Linked DNA regions of Mus musculus: region 1 is linked to region 2. A link is a loop called in an ENCODE intact Hi-C map of the cell type or tissue named here. Cell type or tissue: heart. All regions are shown on one strand. Each heading gives the region's core, and the rest is flanking DNA. Links, peaks and the distances in the headings are about the cores only.

What was found. Peaks named below come from ENCODE experiments on the same cell type or tissue, not always from the same donor. Only the 100,000 strongest peaks of a DNase experiment are listed, where the experiment ranks them.
Region 1: a loop joins it to region 2, with 8 times the contacts of the local background. A loop is called at or near these places in 34 of 42 quality-filtered maps.

What each region holds. Positions count from the first base shown.
Region 1 is chr5:27,992,945-27,998,324 of GRCm38, forward strand. No RefSeq gene overlaps it. Among named protein-coding and RNA genes, the nearest start is that of Gm17695, 44 kb to the left of the region's middle. In heart, for the core only: no CTCF peak of the experiment used is centred there; a DNase peak (open chromatin) is centred at 2,437; H3K27me3 peaks cover 466 bases.
Region 2 is chr5:28,091,483-28,096,862 of GRCm38, forward strand. The region is part of intron 1 of Gm35223 (a long non-coding RNA gene); the gene reads right to left. Among named protein-coding and RNA genes, the nearest start is that of Insig1, 23 kb to the left of the region's middle. In heart, for the core only: CTCF peaks have their summits at 1,037 (motif pointing right) and 2,661 (motif pointing left); a DNase peak (open chromatin) is centred at 2,659; H3K27me3 peaks cover 1,469 bases.

The DNA of each region.
Region 1 (5,380 bases), core at 178-5,177, 98 kb before region 2:
TTATCATTTGACTTAACAGCTAGCATCTACATATAAGTGAATACATACTATGCTGCCTTTCTGGGCCTGGGTTACCTCACTCTGGTGGATTTTTTTTTCTAGTTCTATCTACCTGTGAATTCCATGACATCATTTTTAAACAGCTGAATTGTGTAAATGTACCACCAAGTGAGGGAAGAAAAGTAAACACAAAGCCAGCTACAAACCCTCAGATCTACAGTTGTGTCCTGCCTGCAAGACACACTGTCTACTAGTGGCACAGAGCTCATGGGAGTAACCAACCATTGTCTGATTAGATTGAAGGCCTAGTCCATGAGATTAAACCTGAGACTAGATAGCCCAGGGACATAGGGAAAACCCAATCAGTACTATTCTGCTAAAAGAGCACACTCTTAACAACATTCTGCTATACTCATTGATCAATGCATCACTCAGCCATCATCAGAGAAGCTTCCTTCTGCAGTAGATAGGAACAAATACAGAGACCTACAAGAGAACTAAGTGGAGAGAGAGAGAGAGAAGAGAGAGAGAGACCTTGGAACATTCAGTCCTAAATGGGATGTCTCCATCAAATCCCTCCCACCAGAGTTCAGGGAATCCTGGGGAAGAGGAGGTAGAAAGATTGTAAGAGCCAGAAGGGATGGAAGACACCAAGAAACAAGGCCTTCTAAACACAGAACTGACACACAGATGAATTCACAGAGACTGACAGTGTGCACGGTTTAAGCCTACATGGGGGCCCAGCATTGAGAGGGGAAGTGAACACATGCCCCCATCGCTAAGCCAGAAACTCTCTCCAAGTAATTACCACTGGCAAAGGAAGAATTAATTTTATCCAACAGACTCTCACTGAGTATACAAACTACTCTTAGGGCTAGGTCCAATGCCCAGAAGTAGCCTACACACACACACACACACACACACACACACACACACACACACACATCAATGGCAGTTTTGGAGGTTCTTTGTCTCTTATTTCTTTGGTTGTGAGACTAGCCTTTAATGGCTAAGTCATCTCTCTAGCCCTTATCTCATAATTCTTTGAGCAGTCTTCATCTTCACTGTTGTATTCGTTCACTGTTGTATTCGTCATCCACGTTATCATCTCCCACTCCTTCTCCTTCTTCTCTTTCCCCTCCCTCTCTTCCCCCTCTTTCCTTACAGGTCTTTTGCACGTATATGCAAATGTATATGCAAATGTATATGCATGTTGGTTTCTAGTGCTATGTTTTATGGAACTTCTGTGTGTGTGAATGTGTACATCTTGGTACTTTTTTGTTTGCTCTTTTGGTAATTTGTTTGATTCAACCTACTCATGTTTGTTTGCTTTTATTTAATCTTATTTTTTATTACCTTGTAGGTGTCTATTTGTATTCTACTGAGAGAAAAGGGTATAGATTTGGGTGGGTAGGGAGTCAGAGAGAATATGGGAGGAGTTGGGGTAGGGGAACCATAATCAGAATATATTGTATGAAAAATATTTTAATTAAAAATATACTTAAGGAAAATAAACTATAGCTCACCTTACTTCTGATTCTGACAGATTTCCATTTGGTTCTTTTATGTATAGAATTTGTATAAAGATCAGAGTGTTCAACAAGGCCATAAGCCACAGTAGACTAAGGCAGCCCAGAGCCAGATTCTGGAAGCAAGTGCTGGGTCTCTGAACCAGTGGTGCTGACCTGTGTTCCCCAACTCCAGGACTAGCTAGACACTCTGTGTCTGCTGCTTCCTGGCTGGCAAGGTGCCCTTGACCACCTGTGGTAATTTCCAGACCTCAGCCCTCTCAGTCACAAGACGCCTTACTGTCTCTGAAAGCCAGCTTGAAGACATCATAATGACGGGCCTTCCCTAACCCTTCTCCAGCCCCTTGAAAAATGTTACGCGGCATTGGTCGGTTTGTCCCTCCAACAAACAAATAGGTCCCACCTGCCAACTTGCAGGCGCTCCTACATGGCCTCAATAGCCAGCAACTCATGTGCACCTGTTCCCAAGGATGGAACCCTCATCCCACAGGACTGTAGTCTTGCAATAAAAAGAGGTATTCACAATTCCCTATGGAGCAGGGACCTTCAGGAAGAGCCCATCCTTGAGCTAGAACTTCAGCTGCAGAGGTGCGGAAGGTGAGTGTCTTGTTAAGTCACCCGGACAAAATGCCAGATGAGCAGATGAGCTGTCATCTTGTGGTTGGTGGAGAAGACCTGGCCTTCCAGGAAGACCTTAGAACAGTTATTATTCTAAGCCAGTGTCTCACAAAAGGAGATCCCTGGCTAATAGCACCTACACGGTGAGATAAATGGACACTAGACACAACTGACCTCTCATTGCCCTTCCCCTCAGGCCTCTTCCCTCCCACTTCAGAGGATGCTCTGAGAAATGTTCACAGGAAGGTCAGGCCAACCTAGGCAAGACTCTACACTACCAGGAGTGGTCACTAGGTGGCACCAGCACCCCTGAGCGAGCCACAGGTTCTCTTCAAGGCTGGGTTCTAGTGAAGGGAGTAGGGGGGTGTGATTTTAAGCCTGGTAAATTTAAATAGACAAAAGTGTAAATTGCCTTTCCTTTATCTAGAGTTATTGTTCTGGTAGGACTTCTAGGCACTGGCTGTGAGTGTTGGGCCCTAATTGTAACACATTCCAGCGGTAAATTGTGCAGTGTTCTAAATGTAAAATACACTCAGAGTTTGTATCAAGAGTGATACAAGAAGAACAGACTCTTATCTATCTCGATGTTGACCACATTGGGTTGTGATTTTTCTGGTCTAGTCACCTTGCTCTTCCCATGGAGGATCCTTCAGCTCGTTGGCATCTGCTCCTGACATGCCAATGTGCAGGTGCCCTCAGCAGAGTGGATAGTGTCTGCCTGGGGGTGGTGGTATCTCCAAGGTAGTGTTCCATTTCCACGAGGACCTCTTAGAGTGACCCCTGACCTGCAGACTCACTGGTGATGGCATCCTATGATTGCTCATCTGACCATTTCACTGCCTGGTAAATAAATCCCACACAGATCAGTGCTAAGAACACGTCCTGATCTTCCAGAAGGCAGAGTTCAGGTCCCAGGGTTCAAAACCTCCTGTAACTCAAACCCAAGGGCATCTGACAGCCATCTATACACATGTGGCACACACTCCATGCCAACACGCTGCTTCACTCATCCCTTGCCTCGGTGTCACTACAACAGTGCCCTGCTGTGCTGCTCCTTGTCCCTTGGAGAACATCCTCTTGGCAGGCTAGCAGCAGGCTGTGTCTGACCTAACATCCTTGCGACCATCTGGCTGGTCACATGCTGGCTTCCAGCAACCAAAAGCCTAAAAATGTCGCCAGACACTATTGAGGTTTACAGTGCTTTTCTGTAAACCCACCTGTCTGATATTCCTGCTGATATATTGGGAAAGTGTCTGGTCATGACTTTCTTCCTTCTGGAACTATAAATCTTCTACTGGAACATGGTATTTGGGGCAATCTGTGTTCCAGGGGGGGCACGGTCATCTATATTTTGCTCCAGAACAAACAAACAAGGGCTGCACTTTGCATCAACACCTTTAATATAAGAGCTGTATTAATTTCCAGAGAAGAAAGTGAAAACAGATGCTTCGATGATGTATGTCCATAAAAAAAAAAAAGAAAGGCTTTGAAAACTGCATGAGACGAAAGGAAGGAGGGAAAGAAGGAAGGAAGGAAGGAAGGAGGGAGGGAGGGAGGGAGGGAGGGAGGGAGGGAGGGAGGGAGGAAAACTTGACAGTGTAGAAGTGAACTCAAAGTTACCAGGTGGAGGCTGAGGAACCAAGTGTGTACCCCTCCCCCATCATTCTCTCCGGACCTAAAGCTCACTGTTACCTTCGGAATCGATGCAGTTTCCTTTACTATTAAGGATTGAGAGAAACCAACACAGCAGCATCAGGACCAGCATGGCAGCTGAGACGGGGCACTACATTTCTTAGGGAGATCCAAACAAACATCTCTTCCCCTCAGACAAGGCCCCTCTAATGCACTAACGGAGTCCACGCAGAGATAACTTGGTGGAGCAATGAGCTCGCTGCCCTTACCTAAAGGAGCCTGAGTTCAGTGACACACTTCCTCCAGCAAGGCCACAGCATCTAAACCTCCTCCAAACACCAACAACTGGGCACCAAACATTCAAACCACCACAAGGATAACCTGCTTTCTTCCTGGAAAAACAAATAGGACCAACCCTGAAACAGCTGTTGAAAGGCACCTGTTTCTCTCCTTCTGAGCCACTGTGTACAGTCCCAGAGGACATCAGTCTCACTGGATTCTGGAAGTGTTGTCTGTGAATTGCCGAGTTCACATATGGCAGCTCATCTGATCCACCGAGGCCCTGGGGCAAGGGAATAAAGCTGCCTCTGTTTCACTTCTCTGCCCTGTGGGCCTGGGGTGACAGGCAGGGGGTCGGAGTAGAGTGCGCGTCTTTTGCTGTGATAAAATACCCTGATCAAAAGAGGGAGAAGGGGGTTTGCTCACTGCTCGAATTTCCAGGTTATAGTCTATGAGGGAGGGAAAGTCAAGGGAGGAGGAACTTGAAGCAGCTGGTCACCTGTGGTTAGTAGCAGAGGGCATGACTGCACACATGCTGCTGCTCTCTTGTAGGAGAGCCTTTCCTCTTTACACAGTCCAAGGCCCAAACCCAGGGAATGGTACTTCCAAGTTTAGGCTAGGTCCTAGGTCCTCCCACATTGGTTAAGGAAACCCAGATAATCTCCTACTGACAAGCTCATGGGCCAATCTGATGTAGCTGGCCTCTCTGATTAATGGGGGAACTCTTTGTTAGTCCTCCAATCTGGATGTCTTCTAGAAACCTCCAACTAGCCTACATTGAGGTCAGTGCCTTGCTGAAATGGCCAGACACACTCGGTGGAGACACCGAAAACTTGGGCATGTGTGGGAGCACGTACTCAGGCTCACCTCCATTGTCCCACCAAGTAAACAGTAACTCGGTGTTGAGATATCGTCAATATTTACCTCTCGAGTTGATATAACCTGGTGTTTACGTCTGTGGTCCACTGAATGGCTTTCTCACTAGCTATCATTACCCACATAGCCCCAGCATGGAGGTCAGCGAAAAGCAGCAGGTCACAGACCCCTCACAGAGTAGAGATCATTGGGACTGCCTTTGCTCTTTGACCTCATAGTTCCTGGGTGGTTCTGAAGGTCCTATCACCTATCAGTGACACTAACTGGCCTCTAGTTGAATGTGAGAAGCATAGAGTGTGTGTAGGTGCTGCCTAAGCTTACTAATGGCAGAAATTGGAGGAGACAGCTTTCTAGTTCAATGGAGTAAATAACAAACTGACTCTATATGGCCACACACACAGCATTTTATAATACACACACACACACAGAGAGAGAGAGAGAGAGAG
Region 2 (5,380 bases), core at 78-5,077:
CACTATGTTACAGGATAAAATGCATCTGTTGACAAATGACCCCTGGTCACATGTGGTTGTGCCTAGTGACAGGGTCTTTAAAGAGGTAAAAATGTGACGAGCCCTAATCAATGCAACTGGTACTCTTGTATGAAAAGATGAGGACACAGACATGCATTGGTGTGACCACGAGTCACAAACAGAAATGACCACCTAGGAACTAAAAGAGAGAGGCCTCTCGGGTAGCAGCCCTGTCCACACCTTGGTTTTGGAGTTGCATACTCCAGAACTATGAGAGATGAATGGACCTAGCCACCAAAGCAAACCGATACATACTTCTCCGGATGCTGCTGCTCTGAGGAGAAAGCCTACAGTGGCTCCAAGTGAGTTGAGAGATGAGATAGCCTAAGTTAAGAAATGAGATAGCCTGGGTGCGCTCCCACCTTACTCCTACGGAGGAAGGGATGACCCAGATGGATGGGTAGTCTCCCAGAAGTGTGTGAGTCTGCTAACCATGGGAACTGCAAGCATTGTTGTGATCTGGTTAGTGATGACTGTGATACAGACAATGCCACTGCCTGCCTCACTAACGAGAATCGCAAAAATATAAGACATGTTTAAGAAATTGTTTCTTGCCAGGTGTGGTGATGCATACTTTTAATCCCAGCCCATGGGAGGAAGAGGAAAGCAGATCTCTGTGAGTTCAAAGCCAGGCTGGTCTATATAGAGAGCTCTAGAACAGCAGAATAATATAGAGAGACCCTGTCTCAAAAAAAGAAGAAGAAAAGGAGGGGGGCTCTTAAGGCTGGGAAGATGGCTCCTCAGTGGTTAAGGGAGACTACTGCTCTTACAGGACCCAGGTTTGGTTCCCAGCACCCACATCATGTGGTGCACATGTGCCTATACCTCCAGCTCCAGGAGTGTCTTATTTAGGGTTTCCATTGCTGTGAAGAGACACCATGACCAAGGCAACATTTTCTTTAATTCTTTTGTTTGTTTTTTAAGGTTTACTCATTTATTATGTATGCAGCATTCTACTTGCGTGCATACCTGAATGCCAGAAGAGGGCGCCAGATCCAATTGCAGATGGGTGTGAGCCACCATGTGTTTGCTGGGAATTGAACTCAGGACCTCTGGAAGAACAGACAGTGCTCTGACCTCTGAGCCATCTCTCCAGCCCTCCAGAGCAACTCTTATAAAGGCAAACATTTCATTGGGGCCGACTTGCAGTTATGGAAATTTAGTCCATTATCATGGTGAGAAGCATGCTGCATGAAGGTAGACTCCATGCTGGAGGAGCTGAGAATTCTACATCTTGATCAGAAGGCAGCAAGGAAGAGATTGGATGTGTTTCACACTGGGCCTAGCTTGAGCATTTAAGACCTCAAAGCCCCACCTCCACAGTGACACACTTCCTCTAAGAAGACCACACCTCCTCCAATAAGGCCACACTTCCTATGGCCTCTTCAAACCACCACAGGGGGATCTGAGACCTTGGGGATTCACATTACTCAGAGAGACACATATATGCATGTATAATTTAAAACTTAAAACCTAATCTTTTTTTAAAAAATAAAAATAAATAAATTGCCATCTTACAGGAGAAGCTTGATACAGCTTGGTGGGTAGAGAATTCTAGAAAGTTCCTCCATCGGCCGATGCCTTCCTCCCACCTCACAATAGGTGAGGGGACCCACTTGGGTACAGCAGTTGGGCACAACACTAGTGTCAAAGCTGTTGCTTTTCCTGTGGGGGATCAGCAACAGCAGGAAGCTATGCTGACCTGGGTTCCTTACCCACTGTTGGTTTTAACTTTTGCATTGTTGATAGGTGGCAGCTGGGTTGATAGGTGGCAGCTGGGTTGATAGGTGGCAGCTGGGTGTGCAGCTTTGCTGGTAGAGTGCTTGCTTAGCATACACAAAGCCAGGGATTCCATCCTCAGCACCACGTACACCACAGGTGGTGATATTTGTCTGCAATCCCAGCAGCTGATAGATAAGGCAGGAGGGTCAGAAGGTCAAGGCCATCTTCAGCCACACTGGAGTTCAAGGATAGCCTGAGCAAGAAAGCCTGCCTGTCTTATAAAAGGGTGAGGCATATGGTCAATGTCTTATTCTTTGATTTTTTTTCTTTTATTATGATTAATTATGTCTATGTCTATGCTCCTGTGATTGAGTGCAGGTGCGTATGGAGGCCAGAACAGCTACTCTCTATGGAACTAGACATGCGTGCTGGGAACTGAACCCAGGTTCTTTGCAAAAACATTGTGTGCTCTTAACTACCAAACCATCTCTTCCAGCTCCATTTTAATTATTTAAGAAGTTCCTCCAGGGCAGTTCCTGGAAAACGGTTTTGCAGTCTGGGGGTTGGGGAAGCATCCCTGTAGCAATCTGTACTATGTTGAAGAGGGGGCATCTGATCAAAGGGCCTCTCTTTGTGCCCTGTGCCACACAGGGGTAGCACGGGGGGGGGGGGGGCAGTTATTGACTAGACTGAGTACAAGGCCAATCTCTTTCCAGGAGAGAGGTGACACTTAGGCCTACCTGTTCTTCATGCAGATGTGTGTATACAGCAGCAAACTCCTGATTCCCTCTGTTACAGCTTCAATTGCGTTGAGAGGACCTCTTAACCTCAGGTTTCCACATTATTGTTTTCAGAACACAGCATCAGCGCCCCCTGGTGGCCACAGTAGGCACCCTTGTTCCGTCCCCAGCTGGGAGCCAGAGCAATTTTTAAAAGGCAAATCTCATCAATGGGAGGAGAGGCCCTTGGTCTTGCAAAGATTCTATGTCCCAGTATAGGGGAATGCCTGGGTCAGGAAATGGGAGTGGGTGAGTTGGGGAGCAGGGGGAGGAGAGAAGGGGGAGAGTATAGGGGATGTTTGGAGAGGAAACTAGGAAAGGGGACAGCATTTGAAATGTAAATGAAGAAAATATCTAATTTATCGTAATCTGTTTTCTCTGCTACATCGGAGCCAACCTAGTCTCATGCTGTGTGTTCACTGGAGGTTCTGTGGCTGTGATCCAGCTTGCTGGAAATGGGAGGAGCCAACAGATACATGATCAGTATCACAAAGCAACAGGTCAGATGTAAAGGCTATGGAAATAGACATGAGATACACCAGACTTGTCCCAGCCGCCTCACAAGCTGTCACTGGCCACCAGCACACACCCTTGGGCAGCCAGTTGTTCCTCTAACAGTGCAAGGAAGCCAGCCACATCAAGGAAGCATCCCACCTGGCCAGCCAACACCCCAGAACACAACCAGACATGAATACTCACAAAAGAATCTTTTTTAAAAGTGTTCAGAATATGTCACAATCTTGACTTTGTTATACCTGGGTGTTGTAGTCCTAAACCAAACATGACCCTGCCTGTCCTAAAACAACATAGATGTGTCAGATATACGAGGGAGCACCATATACTGATCGAGGGAGCACCATATACTGATCGAGGGAGCACCATATACTGATTGAGGTGAAGCCGTCATGAACCAGGAGCCACCAGAAGGTGGAGGGAGGCCGGAGACAACGTCTTAGCATTTTTCCTGGCATGGCCAACACTTTGACTCTGGGCTTCCAGCCCCTGGCATATGAAGAGGCAGTGTCCCTTGTGTAAGCCAGGTTGTCCATGACCCTTGTTAACAACAGTACCTGGAAATGGATCTGCCTCACCCCAACACCTACCACCCTAACACTCTTGCCAGTTTCTGGGTCCATTTGTAGGTGTAGTGGGAGTGTGGCAGAGGATAAAATAGAAAGGGCCAGCAGGTACCCAAGACCATAATGGGAGGACCTAGTGGACTGATAGCATTTCCCACCCAAGCATGCTCAGACAGCCTCAGCTGAGACATAGCCATGCTGTTGACCCCTCTCCTCCACTCTGGCCAAAGATTCTCTTTCTAGGTTGAAGAGCCTCTGCAGCACTTCCTGGTCTTGGGTTGTGGGAGTGCCTCCTTTTTTGCTGGCAGTACAGTGTTGTGCCTGATACACCAATGATATTAATTATGCCATTTAGAACCTTCTAGAATCCCTTGAGTTCCTCCCTCTTCTTCTCCTTCCCTCTTCTCTCTTCCCCCCTCCTCCTTTGCTTCCTCCCTCCTTCGGTTCTCCTCCTCTCTTCATCTTTCTCTTCCTCTTCTCCTCCTGTCTTCCCTTCCTCCTCCTCTTCTCCTTTTCTCTTCCTCTTTCTCCTCTTCCCCTTCTCTCCGCCCCACTGTCACTGATACTCCTTACTATTTTTATTTAAATTGTGTTCAGGAAACCAAAAACTTCTCCTGGAAACAGAGCTCTCCAGTGGACTGGGAAGGGCAAATGTCTCTCCAGGTTGTTACAACACAAATGACCACATGAACAGAGAAGCTGTGTGGCCCACATGGCTCCCCTGACTCTGCAGTTCCCTCTGTCCCTGTCCTTCATGCTCTGCCTGGCACCACTTCCGTGACCATCATTTCGTGCTCTGTCTAGAGTGACCTGTGCTCACATGAAGAACATTCTCCTGTCTGTCTTTAGGGCTCTGCCTCAGCCCCAGGATGCTGCCTGTCTTGCTCATCACATCTGGCCTCACTCATGGTAAGTATGTCATGGACTCTTGTTGAATAAATGGTAATGCTTCCAACCAAGTTCCCAGTGTTTGAAATTGTGGGTGTTGATGTAGACATGTTAAAGAGTGCTGCTGTGCTCGGAGGCATGCACCTTGGAATGGAAGGATGGTGCAGAGTCCCTGCCCACACAGGATTTAAGCCATAGTGAATGGCTAGCCATCTTAAGTATAAGCATGCTTCCCCAGCCTGTCCACGAAGGATAACTTGGAAGACAAGAAAAGTGCAAACACATAGCACTAGAAATTTGAGCAAGTGGGGGTGAGCATCTCCAACAGGAAAGGAGACAAAAGGATAACAAGACAAACATCCACTACAATCTTCCTTATGGGCTGGCCCACATCACAGCTCTTCAAATCCTTAACAGTGGCACCCCTGGATCACAAACTGCAAAGCAAATTACACAGCCTTGGTTTCTGGACTGGGTTACTTTTCTTCTATTTGATAAAGTAAGACTCTTCTGAGGTGTTCCCACAGCCCTGAAGTGTTCTCAAAGCCCAGGCCCTAATTTACCACAGAAGGGAAAACATACAGGGGAAGGCCCCACTACAATAGGACCACAGATGTGGACCCTGGGCTTCCTAGAACCTAGCCTGAGCACTGGGCTCACTATAGTCCAGGAATTGGAATGACAGTGATGCATTTTAACTTTAACCTCTCCCTTGCTGTATGCCCATTCTTTCACTACCTGGAATGCCACAGTGCCCAGCTCATACTGACAATGTTCTTTGTCTCCGAGACAGACTGGGAAGACATGGGCTCTTGCTTGCTTTGAGAGACAACTTCTCTCATTTTTATAAGG